Regions from separate parts of the Homo sapiens genome. Here region 2 is linked to region 1. A link is an interaction called in ENCODE POLR2A ChIA-PET data of the cell type or tissue named here. Cell type or tissue: PC-3. All regions are shown on one strand. Links, peaks and the distances in the headings refer to the core of each region. The heading gives the core; the rest is flanking DNA.

The links. ChIA-PET counts read pairs that join two places held together with the same protein. Peaks named below come from ENCODE experiments on the same cell type or tissue, not always from the same donor. Only the 100,000 strongest peaks of a DNase experiment are listed, where the experiment ranks them.
Region 2: POLR2A ChIA-PET joins it to region 1 with 16 read pairs; 6 of 35 experiments call an interaction of 5 or more read pairs at or near these places.

The regions. Positions count from the first base shown.
Region 1 is chr10:35,452,920-35,455,739 of GRCh38, reverse strand. All of the region lies in intron 1 of CCNY (cyclin Y), which reads right to left. Among named protein-coding and RNA genes, the nearest start is that of CCNY, 120 kb to the right of the region's middle. In PC-3, for the core only: no CTCF peak of the experiment used is centred there; a DNase peak (open chromatin) is centred at 1,699; H3K27ac peaks cover 941 bases.
Region 2 is chr10:35,313,753-35,316,572 of GRCh38, reverse strand. It overlaps CCNY-AS1 (CCNY antisense RNA 1), which reads left to right. Exons shown (of 4, transcript NR_186477.1): 4 at 164-2,340. It also overlaps a transcript of CCNY not described here. Among named protein-coding and RNA genes, the nearest start is that of CCNY-AS1, 21 kb to the left of the region's middle. In PC-3, for the core only: no CTCF peak of the experiment used is centred there; no DNase peak of the experiment used is centred there.

The DNA.
Region 1 (2,820 bases), core at 269-2,768:
TGTTCAATAAAATATGCCAAGAGCCATGGGCGTGGCACTGTGGTCCTGGTTCATGTTCTCTCAAGACCCAGAGAGAAAAGGGGAGAGGAAGGGAAGAGGAGACAGTGAGCACTGAGCCTTATGAATGTTCGGTCATGTCGAAGATCCTGAGGCTCTCAAGGCCACACTGTGCACTTGAGGAAACTAAAACTCAGAGAGGGTCACTTGCCCCAGGTCCCAAGGCCATTGCAAAAGAGCAGAGATTCAGAACCACCACCTCCCACCAAGCCAGCTCACCTGCTGAGCCTCCCTATGCTGGCTCAGTTAACAGTGACCTCATGAAGAGCATTCTCTTCCCTTGTTTGATGGAAGTGGAGGCAGGGCCCTCTAGTAGATTCCCTGTGCTAGAGAACAGGAGTAGAAAAATCCACATTTATCTGTTGTTTTCCTACTGTAATCTGCCAAGTTTGGTAAAATTTGATTTTAAAGGCAGCATTTTTTTCAGCATTCAAAGAAATCCAAGATCAACAATATACTCTTATTTTCTATTTTTAAGCTCCAGTCAATCAATGTGACTAGGCTGAAAATAGGAAATGCTACTTGTTGGCATGATATAATGAACCTGCTCTTTGGGAACAGAGTGTTGTCTGCTATTAGCTTTGATTTCAATGATGGTTTCACCTGGTGAGGGGAGGCAGTATTTTCTTCCACAATTAGAAATGTCCATGTGAGTTAATTAAGATGAAGCCCTTCAATGGTTATTGTATGGAATGGAAGGTACACTGCATTCAGGGAAGGTTTTCAGGTTCATCAGGCCCTCCTGAAAACTCTCTAGGCAAAATCTCTTTCCATTTGGTATTTGCAGCTGGTCACATCACCCTTCTGAGAAGTTACAGTGGGGCAAGGTTTGTTGGAAGTTACTGCCAACTTCCTTCCCAAGCACTCACTGGCCTTCCTCTTACCCTGGCAGAAGCATCTTGGTAAGGAGGACAATTCCACAAGAAAGCCAGGAAGAAAGCTGCTGCCAGAGAGCATACCCGCCTCCAGGCTTACTAAGGATGCTATGCATGCACCACCTCCCCGGGCACCTCATGCAGGGCCCCACTGGCTGGTTAAAGGCAAAGGGCAGGCGAAGCCGCTGAGGTTCACAAAACCCGAAGGAAGCCATCGGACTGACACTTTTAACTGATCCTTCTGGGAGCTATGGAAGATGCTCCTCTGCTGATGGAAAACTTGCTTTCCACCCCTAACTCTACCAGGCTCCAGGTTTTCAAGGGGCAAATGTCAGAGTGCAAAGCTGCATTTCACCCTGGTTGACTTCTGCCTGTGCCACAGTTCCTGGTGGGGGGTTCACAGTCCATTCCAGGTGAACAACCTTTGGTAAACCTGCGCTGAACCGCTACGGCGGAGTCTTTCCTGCAGATCATGTGCCTCTCTTCTGGATGCCTTTGCGTCTTCCAGGACAACAGAAGCTGAAACGGCTTCTATGCTGCTGGACTGTGAAACCCTGGACCTGGGGGCCACCCAGAAGTGACTGTGTCCGAGCTTGACCACTGGTAGTTGCGTGCCGTTGGGCAGGGTACTTAGCTTCCTTATTTCTCACTCAGGTACTGCCAGGATGAACGAGTACAAGATTCCCACCCACACACAGGAAAAGTAAAAGCAGTCAGGGAAATAAGCCATGTGTTCCTCTGGATTCGCCGCCTGTCACAGTACAGTATAGTGTTTTTCAAACTATGAGTTGGAACCTCCAGGAGATTATGAAATCCATTTAGAGGATCATGACTCATCTTTTTTAAAAAATGGAATGAAACAGAAAGTTCAGAATATAACATTATGAAATGCATAAAGACAAATATTGTTTCATGTGTGTTTACCAATAAGAAACCAACTGGATTCAAATATAAATTTTTTTTTTACTATAGGTCTTAGTTTAAAAATTGGCAAATCATGTATATAGCAGTAAAACATCAATATGGTTACTAGAAATATTGCCCAGCTATTTCAATATACAAAGAGCCTTAAAAAAGCCAGATTTTCTTTCACCTACTGATTAAGATTCTTAAAAGTTTCTAATCACTTGAAAGAAGTAATTTAAAGGAGTAAAAAATAAGCCTACCAAATGCTGCCCAACTTAGATATCCAATAAGCAGCTTTTGCTAACTCAAATATTAGTATCATGTATTAATACCTTGTCATACAGTAATTTTGTAGACTGCACCCAAAACTTTTGAGTCATTAGAATGCCTGCTAGGATTCTACCTTGCTGAGATGATCTGATGTTCAGAGGAGGCTTTAGACACAAAGATGTTCATTACCATATTGATTATAAAGGAAAAAGAAAACAACAACCTATATGTCTAGTAATAAAGGACTGAATAAGCGGAAAATTTCCCACATGAAAAATTATGTAGTGATCAAAAATAATAATCAATAGTTTTTATAAACAGTTCAATACATTTGTAATTGGAGAAATACTTCTGTTTATCATGCTAAGTGAAAAATATATAAATTTTATATACAGGACTAGCCACAATGGCTCACATCTGTAATCCCAGCACTTTGGGAGACCAAGGTGGGAAGACTCCTTAAGCCCAGAAGTTTGAGATCAGCCTAGGCAACAAAGCAAGACCCTATCTCTATGAAAAAATTAGTTGGACGCTGTGGCTGAGACAAGAGGAATGCTTGAGCCCAAGAGTTCCAAGTTACAGTGAACGATGATTGTGCCACTGCAGTCCAGCCTGGGCAACACAGCAAGATCCATCTCTAAAAATAAATAATATTTTTTTTAAAATGTTCTAGACAATGTCACCACAATTATATGTCATACAAATTTGGAGG
Region 2 (2,820 bases), core at 73-2,572, 140 kb after region 1:
GAGATTACACCCAATTTTGGCAACAACACCCAGGAAATAAGCATTCTTTTACATTTGGTTCAAACTTTCTGAATGGCAGTTGTGCAACACTTGTTGTGAAAAACTTTAGAATATTATAAACATGTTAATCCTGTATTTCCATTTCTGTGAATTCATCCAAAAGAAATAACCATGGATATGGGTAGAGACAGAGCCATATGGAATGCACACTGCAGTGGTGAACACATGGCCCAGCTCTGCCATCAAGGAGAAGGTGAGAACATGGGGGAAGATTTTATCGAAGTTTCTTTTCTGGGGCATATGCTCAGGTTAAACACCTGCTCTGTATCTCTAGCTTCTGACTCCTACCCCTGGCCAGCTCTGTTACTCTAGTACACTGCTAGGCAGGCAGAGTATGGCCAAAGTATTCACAACAGTGCATCACTAAATCAACTGGGATCCACACAATGGAATATCCTAATGCATCATTAAAAATCACATTGTAAAAGAAGATTTTATAACAGAAAAAAATGCACTGTATATGATACATTTTTAAAATGTTACTTATGCCAGTCACAATAAAAGACAATTACACTTATATGGGATAGAGTAGTCAATATTATAGAGACAGAAGGTAGAAATGGGTCTGGGTGGAAATTAGAATGAGATGTTCTTAGCATTCCAGTTTTACAAGATGAAAAGAGTAACGGAGACAGATGGCAGTGGTGGTTGCATGACATTATGAATGTACATAATTAAAAATGGGTAAGATGGCACAGTGAGATACCATCTCACACCAGTCAAAATGGCTATTACTAAAAAGTCAAAAAAATAACAGATGCTGGGGAGCTTGTAGAGAAAAGGGAATGCTTATACACTGCTAGTGGCAGTGTAAGTTAGTCCAGCCACTGTGGCAATTCCTCAAAGAACTTAGAACTATCATTTGACCCAGCAATCCCATTACTGGGTATATACCCAAAGGAATATAAATTGTTCTGCCTTAAAGACACATGCATGTGATTGTTCATTGCAGCACTCTTTATAATAACAAAGACATGGAATCAACCTAAATGCTCATCAACAGTAGACTGGATAAAGAAAATGTGGTTCATATACACCATGGAATACTATGCAGCCATAAAAAAGAATGAGATTATTTCCTTTGCAGGAACATGAATGGAGCTGGAGGCCATCATCCTTAGTGAACTAACACAGGAGCAGAAAACCAAATACCACATGTTCTCATGTGTAAGTGGGAGCTAAATGATGAGAACACATGGACACAAAGAGGGGAACAACAGACACTGAAGCCTCCTTGAGGGAGGAGGGTAAGAGGAAGGAGAAGATCAGAAAAGATAACTACCAGGTACTATGGTAGCTTAGTACCTGGGTGATGAAATAATCTGTACACCCAACCCTCATGACAGAAGTTTACCTGTGTAACAAACCTGCACATGTATCCCTGAAACTAAAAGTTTTTTAAAAAGTTATTTAATATATATATATTTTTTTGAGACGGAGTTTTGCTCTTGTTGCCCAGGCTGGAGTGCGGTGGCGCAATTTCGGCTCACCACAACCTCCGCCTCCCAGGTTCAAGCTATTCCCCTGCCTCAGCCTCCCTAGTAGCTGGGATTACAGGCTTGTGCCACCACGCCGGCTAATTTTGTATTTTTTGTAGAGACGGGGTTTCTCCATGTTGGTCAGGCTGGTCTCGAACTCCCGACCTCAGGTGATCCACCCCCCTCGGCCTCCCAAAGTGCTAGGATTACAGGCATGAGCCACTGCGCCCGGCAAAAAGTTATTTAATATTAATGGGACAATACTCATTGCAAGAATCAGACTTCAATTGCTAGCATAAGTAAATGACAGGCAGGAGATATTGAAAATGCAATCTTATAGACATTCAAGGAGAGGACGCAGGACATTTCTGTGTCATAAATGTACTATGGAAAATAAAAATGAGAAAAATGGAAATAAAATACAAGAAAAGGTTATGATAAATTTCATATTATTTTACCACAATAAAAAAATTTTAATAAATTATAAATGGTGTGATATGTTTTGCCTGTGTTCCACCCAAATCTCATCTTGAATTAGAGCTCCCACAATTCCCACGTGTTGTGGCTGGGACCCTGTGGGAGATAATTGAATCATGGGGGCAGTTTACCCCATACTGTTCTCTTGGTGGTGAATAAGTCTCATGAGAGTTGATGGTTTGATAAGGGGTTTCCCCTTTTGCTTGGCTCTCATTCTCTCTTGACTGCCACCATGTAAGATGTGCCTTTTGCCTTCCACCATGATTGTGAAGCCTCCCAGCCACATGGAACTGTGAGTCCATTAAACCTTTTTCTTTACAAATTACCCAGTCTCGAGTATGTCTTTATCAGCAGTGAGAGAACAGACTAATATGAGTGTGATCTAATTAACATAAAGGGAGAATGAGGACTATTGACACCAAAATATGAGATTGGGATTACAGCTCGTTTTTATTTTCTTTTTCTGTTTATCTTTCCAGTTTTCTAAGATGAATGTTTCATAATCAGAAAACAAAATTAAATGTTTCCAGCCCCACAAAAAATAACCAGTATTTTACTTTTTTTTTTTTTTTTTTTTTTTCCGAGATGAACTCTCACTTTATCTCCCAGGCTAGAGTGCAGTGGTGCAATCACGACTCACTGCAACCTCCGCCTCCCAGGCTGAAGTGATCCTCCCACCTCAGCCTCCTGAGTAGCTGAGACTGCAGGAATGCACCACCACGCCAGGCTAGTTTTTTTATCTTTTTTGGTAGAGACGGTGTTTCAACATGTTGCCCAGGCTGGTCTCAAACTCCTGGACTCAAGC